Regions from separate parts of the Homo sapiens genome. Here all the other regions are linked to region 1. A link is a contact called in ENCODE Hi-C or POLR2A ChIA-PET data. All regions are on one chromosome and are shown on one strand. The core of a region is the stretch at or near the end of the contact, and the rest is flanking DNA. Distances in the headings are between cores, read along the strand shown. Region 1 holds the start of FBXL12 (F-box and leucine rich repeat protein 12). Region 2 holds the start of KRI1 (KRI1 homolog). Region 3 holds the start of KEAP1 (kelch like ECH associated protein 1). Region 4 holds the start of RAVER1 (ribonucleoprotein, PTB binding 1).

What was found. A loop is a pair of places that touch in the nucleus more often than their neighbours do. ChIA-PET counts read pairs that join two places held with the same protein, here RNA polymerase II (POLR2A). Pooled maps may share reads with other maps.
Region 2: a map of naive thymus-derived CD4-positive, alpha-beta T cell shows a loop between it and region 1 (8-fold over the local background). The contact joins the promoter of KRI1 here to the promoter of FBXL12 in region 1. A Hi-C loop is called at or near these places in 1 of 168 maps with a recorded cell type or tissue (naive thymus-derived CD4-positive, alpha-beta T cell) and 9 of 50 pooled maps. POLR2A ChIA-PET finds 5 or more read pairs at or near these places in 1 of 52 experiments (naive thymus-derived CD8-positive, alpha-beta T cell).
Region 3: a pooled map shows a loop between it and region 1 (7-fold over the local background). The contact joins the promoter of KEAP1 here to the promoter of FBXL12 in region 1. A Hi-C loop is called at or near these places in 4 of 50 pooled maps.
Region 4: a map of CD4-positive, alpha-beta memory T cell shows a loop between it and region 1 (9-fold over the local background). The contact joins the promoter of RAVER1 here to the promoter of FBXL12 in region 1. A Hi-C loop is called at or near these places in 1 of 168 maps with a recorded cell type or tissue (CD4-positive, alpha-beta memory T cell) and 8 of 50 pooled maps. POLR2A ChIA-PET finds 5 or more read pairs at or near these places in 5 of 52 experiments (CD4-positive, alpha-beta T cell, GM12878, HEK293T and 2 more).

What each region holds. Positions count from the first base shown.
Region 1 is chr19:9,817,748-9,820,371 of GRCh38, forward strand. FBXL12 (F-box and leucine rich repeat protein 12) reads right to left here and starts at 1,332. Exons shown (of 3, transcript NM_017703.3): 1 at 981-1,332; 2 at 798-870. The coding sequence starts at 1,066. It overlaps LOC124900430 (small nucleolar RNA SNORA70), which reads left to right and starts at 2,207; the gene lies at 2,207-2,347. It also overlaps the pseudogene RPL10P15. RefSeq lists silencers at 824-983, 1,434-1,523, 1,744-1,893.
Region 2 is chr19:10,564,701-10,567,324 of GRCh38, forward strand. It overlaps KRI1 (KRI1 homolog), which reads right to left and starts at 1,310. Exons shown (of 19, transcript NM_023008.5): 1 at 1,206-1,310; 2 at 1,017-1,090; 3 at 229-334. The coding sequence starts at 1,299. CDKN2D (cyclin dependent kinase inhibitor 2D) reads right to left here. Exons shown (of 2, transcript NM_001800.4): 2 at 1,760-2,624. The coding sequence ends at 2,358. RefSeq lists enhancers at 415-982, 731-780, 983-1,550, 2,499-2,624 and a silencer at 1,051-1,580.
Region 3 is chr19:10,502,016-10,504,639 of GRCh38, forward strand. KEAP1 (kelch like ECH associated protein 1) reads right to left here and starts at 1,341. Exons shown (of 6, transcript NM_203500.2): 1 at 1,226-1,341. RefSeq lists enhancers at 1-76, 53-608 and silencers at 447-726, 737-1,356.
Region 4 is chr19:10,332,155-10,334,778 of GRCh38, forward strand. RAVER1 (ribonucleoprotein, PTB binding 1) reads right to left here and starts at 1,375. Exons shown (of 13, transcript NM_133452.3): 1 at 1,135-1,375. The coding sequence starts at 1,353. It overlaps ICAM3 (intercellular adhesion molecule 3), which reads right to left. Exons shown (of 7, transcript NM_002162.5): 5 at 2,374-2,624; 6 at 2,006-2,254; 7 at 1,622-1,905. The coding sequence ends at 1,703. RefSeq lists enhancers at 1-768, 769-1,685, 1,176-1,395, 1,636-1,775, 2,400-2,624 and a silencer at 780-1,003.

The sequences.
Region 1 (2,624 bases), core at 82-2,581:
AACACTATCTAAATAGTAGAACAGCATTACCCGAAGTTCAGAAATACATTACTAACACTATAATTGTTTTTGGACACACACATATGAAGTAACGTAAAAGGAAGGGTGCAAATTCACTTTATAATAGCAATTATCTATGAAGACAGTTTCAAAAAGGGCAACAAATATATCTATAAATGTTTTGAGCCAGTTGCTGTGGCTCATGCCTGTAATCTGAACACTTTGGGAGGCTAAGTCGGGAGAATCACTTGAGCCCAGGAGTTCGAGACCAGCCTGGGCAGCATAGTGAGACTCCGTCTCTACAAAAAATAAAAAATTAGCAGGTGTAGTGGCGAGCGCCCGTGGTTCCAGCTACTCAGGAGGCTGATGCGAGAGGATCGCTTGAGCTTGGGAGGTCGAGGCTGCAATCGCACCACTGCACTCCAGCCTGAGCAGCAGAGCGAGACTCTGTCTCAAAAACAAAACAAAAACTTGATAACATAGTCATAAATTAGCATTTATCGAATGATAAATATGTGCCAGACTGTTCTAAGCCCTTTCCCTGCGTGATCTCAGTGAAGTCCCATAATAGCCCCGTGAGGCAGGTACTGTCCTTTATCCCCATTGCAGGGATGAGGAAATTGAGGCCCTGAGGTCGAAGAGGAGCTGGTAAGCGATGATGCCGAGATAGGCCCCGGATCGCCTGGCTCTAAATCCCCAGCCCGGGCCCCGACACACAGTCCCAGGGTGGGAGAGGTGGTCTTCGGGGTCCGGGCACCGCGACCGCGGCCCAGGCCCGCCCGGCCAGCTGCGCGTACCGTGTAGAGCGTCAGGTCGACATGTCGCCACAGCCACCGGTCGTCCACCAGCCTCTTCCAGCGGTGACAGACCCTGGGGGAGGGGACGCGCGGTTAGAACGACCCCAGCCCCGGGCCACATCGCATCTCCAGGTGCCAGCTGCGCCCTCCGCCCTGCCCTTCCCCCCGGAGGCGGGGCCGCACCTGGAGATGCGGATCCGGTCCCGTACCGGGAGGTAAGAGAAGATCTCGAGCAGGACCGAGTCCGGCAGTTCGACCAAAGTCGCCATGATCCCGCCGACACGCACTTCCGCTTCCGGTTAAAGAGACCCGAGGGGTCCTGGGGGCGCCGAGGCGGCTGACAGGGCGGCGGCCGCGACCTTCCCGTAGCCGGTCGAGAAATTTGACCTTCCTCTCGCTGGGAAGTGATTCGGTCCCAGGGCCGGACCAGCCGCGGATGGGGACCAGAAACCAGCCTGGAAAGCGTGGCTGAGGCAGTGAGAGGCTTGCGGGAGGTGGCTGAGGCGTGATTTGGCCGCGACTGGGAACTAAGACCAAGTCCAGAAGGCGGGGCTGGAGTGAGGCGAAGCTCGGAGGCGGGGCTAGAGACGAGGACCAAGTCCGGAAGGCGTGGCCGGGGTGGGGTGAGGATCGGAGGCGGGGCTAGAGACCAGGACCAAGTCCGGAAGGCGTGGCTGGGGTGGGGCGAGGATCGGAGGCGGGGCTAGAGACGGGGACCAAGTCCGGAAGGCGTGGCTGGGGAGGGGCGAGACCCGGGGACGGGGCTAGAGGCGAGGCCCAAGCCCGGAAGGCGTCGCTGGAGTTGGGCGAGGCTCAGGGGCGGAGCCAGAGAACGGAACCAAGTCCAGAAGGCGGGGCTGGGGCGCGGCTAGGGGGCGGGGCTAGAGACGAGGACCAAGTCCAGAAGGCGTGGCTGGGGTGGGGCGAGGATCAAGCCCGGAAGGCGCGGCTGGAGCGGGGCGAGGCCTAGGTGGGGCTGCAGACGAGAACCACGCCTTGGAGGCGTGGCTAGGGCGGGTAGAGGCTCGGACAACCGCTGGAAGGCGGGGCTGGGGCGGGGCGAGACCTTGGGGGCGGGGTTGACGACGAGGACCTAGCCGAGAGGTCGTGGTCTGGACGGAAACCAGGCTGCAGCAGGACCAGGCGCCAAGGGCGTGGCTGGGGAGCGATGGAGACGCTCGGAAGGTGGGGAGCGGGGGACGGAGACAGGGAGAAGACTACGCCATGAAGGCGTGGTTGAGGCGGGGCGAGGCCTGTGGGTCTGGCCCCGAGCGAATGGCTTGGTAGAGAGTCAGAGAACTCTATTTTTTTACTTAATGATGCTTCTTGATGTCTATGCACAAGGATAAATTTGTATTACTGGAATATCGTGGCCAAAGGACCTGTTGAATTTTTCACTTTCATTGATACTACAGATATTTTCTGAATTGGCAAGTCCACCAAGAAACTATAAAAATGTGTGTGTGCAATGGCTGCACACAGCAGCTTCCTTGGTAGTGTACGCAGCCTGTTGGTTGTATGGGTTGCTCTAAGGGACCTTGGAGACAGGCCTTTCCGATGGATGTTCATGTTTCTAACCTTGCACTACCACAATGTAGGCTCCAAACAGGCATGTGAGGTGCCTTTGGAAAGCCCCAGGGCACTGTGGCCAGGGTTGACATTGGCCAAGTTATCATGTCCATCCGCACCAAGCTGCAGAACAAGGAGCATGCGATTGAGGCCTTGCGCAGGGCCAAGTTCAAGTTTCCTGGCCGCCAGAAGATCTACATCTCAAAGAAGTGGGGCTTCACCAAGTTCAATGCTGATGAATTTGAAGACATGGTGGCT
Region 2 (2,624 bases), core at 60-2,559, 750 kb after region 1:
CTTGTGAAGCAATTCATTCAATAGTCAAAACAGATGAACTGTGTAAACTGGGTAAATCCCAATCTATCCTTAAAACAGCCCTGAGGGGAGATGCTACCGTTAGATATACTTTACAGACAGGAAAAGAGGCTCAGAGAAGTCAAGTCACTTCTCTGAATCCACAGTCAGGAAAGGACCCCGGATTCTGCTCCAGAGGAAGGAGAGGTTTAGACAGGAGTGGCCCCGGACCTGTTCTGTTATAGAAGGTGGCATCTTTCTGATAAATGCGGGGGTCCTTCTTCTTCAACAAGGAGAGCGTTTTGTAAAAGTCCCGCTCCTGCTGGGGATCAAATTCCTAGGGCAGGAAAAGGGTTGGGGATAGATTTCAGAAGGGAGATAATAAGAGCCCTGGCGCCAGCAGGTGAGCTCAGCGTAGGGATTAGGATGGAGGGGGGTGGATCTGGCTGGGGAGGTCAAACAGGTGGTCAAACAGCAGGAGGGAGAGGGGCCCTCTTGGGGTGGGCAGGGGCAGGCCACAGGTAGGTACAGGATATGGGTAGAGGAAGGTGAGGGGCAAGGAGAAGGTAATTCCTGGGGAAGACAAAGACTTGACAAGGGGCAGGTGGGCTGAGGGCACAAGAGAGACAGCGGGGAGGGGCTGGGCCAGGCCGCACAGTGGGGCCAGGATCAGGGCTGATGTGAGAAGTTGGGCGCCCCACGTGGCGCAAGGAGTACACTAAAAAATGGCTAGACTCTTGAGGATGAAAGAGGAAAGGGGGGGTTCTTGGGGGACAGAGTCGCCCCACACATCAGAGTGGGCAGGTGGGGATCGTGGCAGGGGAGAGAAAATAACGGGGATTTGGCTCCCCTGGGGAGAGGGGGGGCACTGTCTGTCCCTCATGGGATGGGGAGCGGAGGATGGGACGCTCCCGCAGGGCGCTCTGGGGTTGGGGGTTCCCCCCCGTCTACATCGGGGTCGGGGTGCAGAGGGGGGCTTGGACGCCTCCGCACGTCCAGGACGGGGCGGGGACGCGCACCACGCGCTCGTCGCTTGAGTCCGACTCGGAGCTGGAGTCGCTGCTGCTGTCTCGGTCCCCGTAGCGATCCTTCACTGCGGGACACAGACGGGATGCCCCCCCCCAGGTCAGCCGGCGGGGCCACTCGACTCCCCACTTCCCAACCGGCCGGCGCGCGCAGGCTCCCGCGCGCATGCGCCCCGCACTCACGCCGCTGCAGTTCCTCGCGCTCCCGGTAGCGGTTGTACCGCGCGGCAAACGCCGCGTTCACCCGCAGCTGCGACGACCCGCGCGGTTCCGGCATGGCGGTTCTGTGGCCCATTGCGCACGCGCATTGAGGAAGCCCTGGACGGGGCGGGGCCGCCCTCAGTCCCGCCCGCATCCACTTGTAAACGAGGCGTACCGCTGCTAACCCCGCCCCTGGCTTTTCCGGGATCCCTTTCGCCTCATCACCGCAGTCACCGCCCACGGCTACGCCCCTGCGGGGAAGGCCGCGGCCACCGCCCACCCGCCCCACCCCCTGTGCTCCGGGCACCCAGCTGACATCTGGGGGCCCTTTCTCCACTCGCGGTTTCCTGCTTCCCTTCCGTTCCGACAGCGAAAACCGCTGCCCCACCCAGCTCACTCACCCTGGCGCCCTGGGAATTACTATTCTCTCCCCTCACCCACCACATCCACGATCCGCGACCCCCGTCCTCATCCCCATCAACATCCGGGATGTGTAACTCTCCATCCCAGACTCAAAAATCAGAAGCCACCCGTGCTGTGATCATGCACAAGTCTTAATTTAATGGGTAAAAACATTAAATTATTACAACATTTTTTCCAATAAAGCATAATAAATAGAATCCATTTCTTTTAAAACGCTGTACAAGAGACTGGAAAACAAGCTTCCAACAGAATATGAATAACTCATAACTCATTCTACCTTCTTATTGATTTGGGACGCTCCCCCCACCCCCCATGCCTGAAGCAACGTGCACACTTCAGGTCTCTGAGCACAGCCGGCCAAGGCCACCAGCTTCTAGGCTCCCTGGAGGTCATGACTTCACTCTTAAATGCTCTGCCCTTGGGTCTCGTCTGAGGCCCCAGCAGCCTGAGGCGCAGAAGAAACTGAACCGTTTAGGTGGCTGTGGCCTGCAGGAGCCCTTCTCTGTCCAACACACCAAAAGGAGTGAGAAAAACAAATGAGAAACGTCCCCCAAACACTCACACCCCCAAAACCAACACCTATAAGCCACAAACTGTGCTCCTCCCCTACTGCAGCAGTGGGCAGGAGAAACAAGAAGAGAAAGTGTTTCTTCCCCTCTCTTCTGATACATAACCCCACGGGGTTCTCTTGCTGGAGAGGGTGACCCCAGATCACAGCGGGGCCACCATGTGGCCCTGCAGGATGTCCACGAGGTCCTGAGCCCCTCTCTGCAGTGCCAGCTCCAAGGGTGTGAGACCCCTGGCGTCCCTGCGATGGAGATCAGATTCAGCTGCCAGAAAGCTGACCACAGCAGTGTGACCCTCTTGAACTGCCAGATGGATTGGAAGTGCCCCGGTGCCATCAGGCACGTTGACATCAGCCCCGTGCTCCACTAGGACCTTCAGGGTGTCCAGGAATCCAGTGCGGGCTGCGTCATG
Region 3 (2,624 bases), core at 91-2,590, 680 kb after region 1:
GATCGACTGTCTCTCGTCCCCGGCCCCAGCGCCTCAAATGGCAGGGAGACCTATGTAGGTCGGCGTCGGGCCAACCCTCTCCTGTGCCTCTCGCCTGGGGCCTGGCACTGCGCAGGGGTCAATAAACGGGTGGTTGGCTAACTGCCCTGCCACCGTGCCTGCCAGAGCGGCCTCCTCCACCCTCCCTGGGTGCCACTCGGCCCCCACTCTGGTGCCAAGGCCCTGGGTTTGCCTCTTGGTCTTTGGCCAATCGGTCAACAATGCCCCTTGGGCACCGGGCACTTCCCCCACCCTACAAAGCGGCAAGTGGGCGACTGCGCATGCCCCTCCTGAGCCTCCACCAGGCCCAGTGAGGCGAGGAAGTGACCCCACCGCGGCCTCTCGGCTGCCAACCCCAGAACGCAGATCGAGCCCCTCAACGCCTCGGAGCCCCCGGGCCTCCTTCTGCGCAGCGCCTCCTGGTTCTCTCGCTCGGTTTCCGCCGCTCCCGGGCCACCCCAAGAGTTGCGCCGTCCAACAAAAATATCCACCCAGGTCGCGCCCTCCTGGCCCTCCGAGTCCTGGCGGGGAACTCGGAGGCGCCCTGGGCCGTGGCGCCCGTTTTCCTGGTCTCCGGGCACGGCCGCAGGGGCGCTCGCGGCCCGCGATGCCCGCAGCCCGGGCACATCCCGCCTCACTCACCCCGCCATGGCCGCGCTCCGGCTCCGCCTCCACCGCCCGAGCCCCGGCGCCTCCATCGCTGCGCGTGGGGGAGGCGCGGAGCGCGCGCAGGTCACCATGACTAAGCAGAGCCGGGCGCCCGCCGTGTCACAATAAAAGTCCCCGGGCCCTGGCCTCAGGCGGTAGGGACCGCTGAGGGGCCGCTCCCCACCCCCGCCCACGCCTGCTGTCGCCCAGCTGCGCGGCCACCACGGCGCCCAGCATGGCGGCGGGGCGGGGGCACGCGACCCTGAGCGCGCTTAGCCGCGTGGTCCGAGTCGCGGGGAGTCTGAACCCCGAGTTCCAGGCCTGCGCGCCCCGGCCCGCACCAGGGGTGGGGTGGACACCCCTCCCCGTCGCTGCTGCCCAAGCGCTCACCTCAGCCCCCAGGTCGCCTCCGTAGGGGGTCCCTCGGGGTGGGGATGGCCGGGGCGCGCAGGGGCTCCGGGCACAGTGATGCCACCCGCGCACTGCGCTTCCGGGAAGCCGGGGGACCGCGACCCAGTCCAGGAGATTCCTGCCTTACCTTGGCTGTAGGGGACCCGCGGGCGCCTCCGCCGTCGGGGGGCCTCGGCTCCAGGGCTGCGTGGCCTGCGGGGTCTTGGTTGTCGGTTGGGGAGCGGCCTCGGGACGCCCGAAAAGGAGGCGGGGAGAGGGCGGAAAGGGCGCGGCGGGAAAGGAGCGGCGATTCTCCCGCCCTTCCCGCAGGTGCCCGGCGCCCGTCGGCGAGGAGTGGGGCATCGGGCGGGGGCGCACAGCCAGGCCCCCCTTCTCACTGTCCCTTCCATCTCCCGATTTCGTTGCTGGATGTCTCCTCGCGGGGCTGCGCGCCACCATCTGCTATTCTCCTTTTAACAACGCACAGCGCCGGCCTCGTGGTCCGGCGGCCGCAGGATCTAGGGAAAATTATCTACCTCGCTAGGTTTTCTTTTCTTTTCTTTTCTTTCTTTCTTTCTTTTTTTTTTTCCTTTAGAGACAAGGTCTCGCTCTGATCTGCACGCCCAGGCTGGAGTGCAGTGGCGCAATCGCGGCTCACTGCAGCCTTGAGCTCCTGGCCTCAAGCGATCCTCCCACCTCAGCCTCCTGAGTAGCTGGGACCACAGACAGGCGCCACCACACCCGGCTAATTTTTAGTTTTTGTTTGTTTGTTTGTTTTTCTGTAGAGATGGGGTCTCGCAATGTTGCCCAGGCTGGTCTTGAACACCTGGGTTTAAGAGATCCTGACTCCATTGGCCTCCCAAAGTTCTGGGATTATAGGTGTGAGGCGCTGTGCCCAGGCCTCAGGTTTTCCTTGTCTTTTTTTTTTTTTTTTTTTTTTAATTGAGACAGAGTCTCTCACTGTCACCTGGGCTGGAGTGCAGTAGCTCGATCTTGGCTCACTGCAACCTCCGCCTCCCGGGTTCAAAAAATTCTGCCTCAGCCTCCCGAGTAGCTGGGATTACAGGCGCCCGCCATCATACCCAGCTAATTTTTTGTATTTTTAGTACAGATGGGGTTTCACCATGTTGGCCAGGATGGTCTCAAACCCCTGACCTCATGATCCGCCCGCCTCGGCCTCCCAAAGTGTTGGGATTACAGGCGTGAGCCACCGCGCCCGGCCTTCCTTGTCTTTATTTTTGATTTACTTCCTATCAAGAGGCGTGTGGCACCCGTCTTTGGGGGGTTCAAACCCTGGATCTGCCTCTTACCAGCTCAGTGCCCGTGGGCGCTTACTTAGTTCTCTATGGTTCAGTTTCCTCTCTATAAAAAGTAATAATATAATAGCACCTACCTACCAGATTATCATTAAGACTAAATGCGGGGCCGGGCGCGGTGACTCACACCTGTAATCCCAGCATTTTGGGAGGCCGAGGCAGGCGGATCACGAGGTCGGGAGATCGAGACCATCCTGGCTAACATGATAAAACCCCGTCTCTACTAAAAAT
Region 4 (2,624 bases), core at 125-2,624, 510 kb after region 1:
TGGCTAATTTTTAAAAATTTTTTGTAGAGATGAGGGTTTCACTATACCGCCCAGGCTAGTCTCGAACCCTTGGGCTCAATACAGCCTCTTGCCTCAGCCTCTCAAAGTGCTGGGATTAAAGGGATGAGCCACCATGCCCAGCCTCTCAAGCCAGCTTTGAAGGCAAAGTGCTGGCGCCTGCTGGGACCAGACACACTGTGCATCTTGCAGGAGAGACAATGTGTTCCCAGCTGAGAGACTGCAGACACTGAGAGGAAGACCCAGAAAGAAACCTGACCATCCTTAATGATCCCTGTCCCGATCTGTCCCCAAATTCAGCCCCTCCCAACATCCCTGGGGTTCCACTAGCCACGTGCCCACCCGGTGTGCTGGTGGGCCGGAGAGCAGGGAATCTCAGCAGCAGGAAGCGAGAACCTATTTCACCGCCATAGGGCAGGGCAGTATAGATGCCATTTCCCTGGGTCCAAAGAGCATTGGGAAGCGCTGCCCCATGCTGGCCCCATGAGAAGGGCACTCCTAGCAGGAAGATTAGCCACGAGGGGCTCCATAGAACACAGGCCTCGCTTCCTTCCTGTAGGTCTGTAGGCTGGTGGCAGAAGACCCCATTTTCCCAAATTAATCCTGAGGTTTTGGGGGCTGAGACCCAGGGGCTGCTGTTAACTTCCGGATTTATCTCTGAGAGCAGTGAATAAACGCGTGATATGGAGGGGCGTACTCTCCGCAGTCCTGAAACTTCTGGATGTGAGGTCCCGCCACCCTGTGGTAGAGTGGGTGGAGAAAAGCATCATCCAAGCAGGGGGCAACTGGTGGTCCAATGTACCAGCCCATTCACAATTCCCCAACAGGACCAAAGCTGTCCGCCCCCTTCCATTCCCCGCCCGCTTCCATCACTTGGTGTCGCCCAAGCCTGTGGTCGCCCCTAGCAACGCCCTCCCTCACTTCGCAGTCGGTTTCCCCTTTCATCATCGCCCCCCCACGTCCCGCTCTTGGTCTCTCCCGATCCCGCGTGGATCCGGTGCTTGGGCGCCCCCGCCAACGACCCCCGCGCACCTCAGCGTTGGTGTCGCCCGGTTCCCCCCGCGCACGCGCACCGTGGTATTTCCCGCCACGCTCCTACACCGCCCCCCCCAATACCTGGTTGGTCACGTCCCCCGGGAGGCCCCGGATCAGTATCTTGCGGCGGTTACGGAACTGGCGCTCGGTGTGTTCCAGGCGTTTCCGGATCTCTTCTGGATCTAGAGGCGGCAGCTCTTCTTCCGGCGCCCGGCGCTCCGCGGCATCGCCGGCTTCGACTTCGGCCCCAGACTTAGGGCTCAGCGGGGGCCGGTGAGTAACGGACACGTCCGCCGCCATCTTGGGAAACCCGGCGCCTTCTGGGACCAGCGAGCCGGGGCGGAGCGGCATAGAGCGGCAACGAGGGCGCGCCCGTCGATTGGCTGGGAGAAACCCCACCTCCTTCCCGCCCCCCTTGCCCCGTTGGCTAAGCCCCAGCCCACCTCTCAAGAGTTCAAGCTGCGTCTGCGCGCCACAGGCCCCGCCCCCTTCCGTCGCAGCGACGCTACTCAGTGGATGTGCACCTGGGTGGGAGAGACTTGCAGCGCGGGTGGAATCAAACCACAGATTAGGGAGTTTGAAGGCTTTATTGGTGCGGAATCTGAGGGCACAGCCAAGCCCCCGCCAACTTTGATCCCGGATCCCAGCGTCACTCAGCTCTGGACGGTTCTTCCCCCATTGCTTCTGTCGGCTGCATAGACGTGAGGGGCAGATAGGTGCTCTCCTCCCTAACATGGTAACTGCCGCTCCGTTGGTGCTCCCTGAAGACGTACATTAAGGCCAGTACGATAGTCACCACGCCCAGGGTCAGTAACACCGCCACGAAGACGGGGACAAAGTGGGAGCTCCCAGCTGTGCAGAGAAAGCGCTAAGTCAATATGCGTCCCTTCTGTCTCCAACCCCCCCGCCCCCCGGCTTACCGGTCCAGACCCGCAGCCCCGTGTTAGCTCACCCTCAATGTCCATCACCACGACCAGGGTGTATTTGCCTCGTGAGCTGGACGCTTGGCACTGATAAGTACCATTATGTGTTACGTTGACGAAGAACGGGATCCCCACCGGCACCTCCCGGCTGGAGCCTTCCTTCAAACACCGCAGCTCGGGGTACGGGTTGCCCCTGGCTTGGCACTGCAGGACGTGTCTCGTTTTATCTTTCCATTTCAAGTGCTGGGGGCATGTGGCTCGGTCAATTTTGGGACCATCTGTGGAACCACCATGTGTGATCAGACACCCAACACACCCGAGGCACAGTGGTGCAGAGGAGCGTCTAATCTTTCCAGGGCAGGGGTGGAGGGATTAAAGGTCAGGGTGACCGACTCACACAGGACTCGCAGCTGGACGCTACTGTTCCTGTGCAAGAACTCGCCGTCCACCTCGAGAGTGGCACTGCAGAAGAAGCTGCGTCCGTCGTCACTCTCGGTAGCATTTAGCTGAAGTTGAGCTGGCTGCCCCGGGGCCGCGGCCGGAACTCCGTCCAGCGTGACCTGGACTCGAGCCCCAGCCATGCAACTCACGGTCACTGTGGACCCCTCATGGGCGGTGGGCTCGCTGAGGTTCACAATGGGTCCTAGG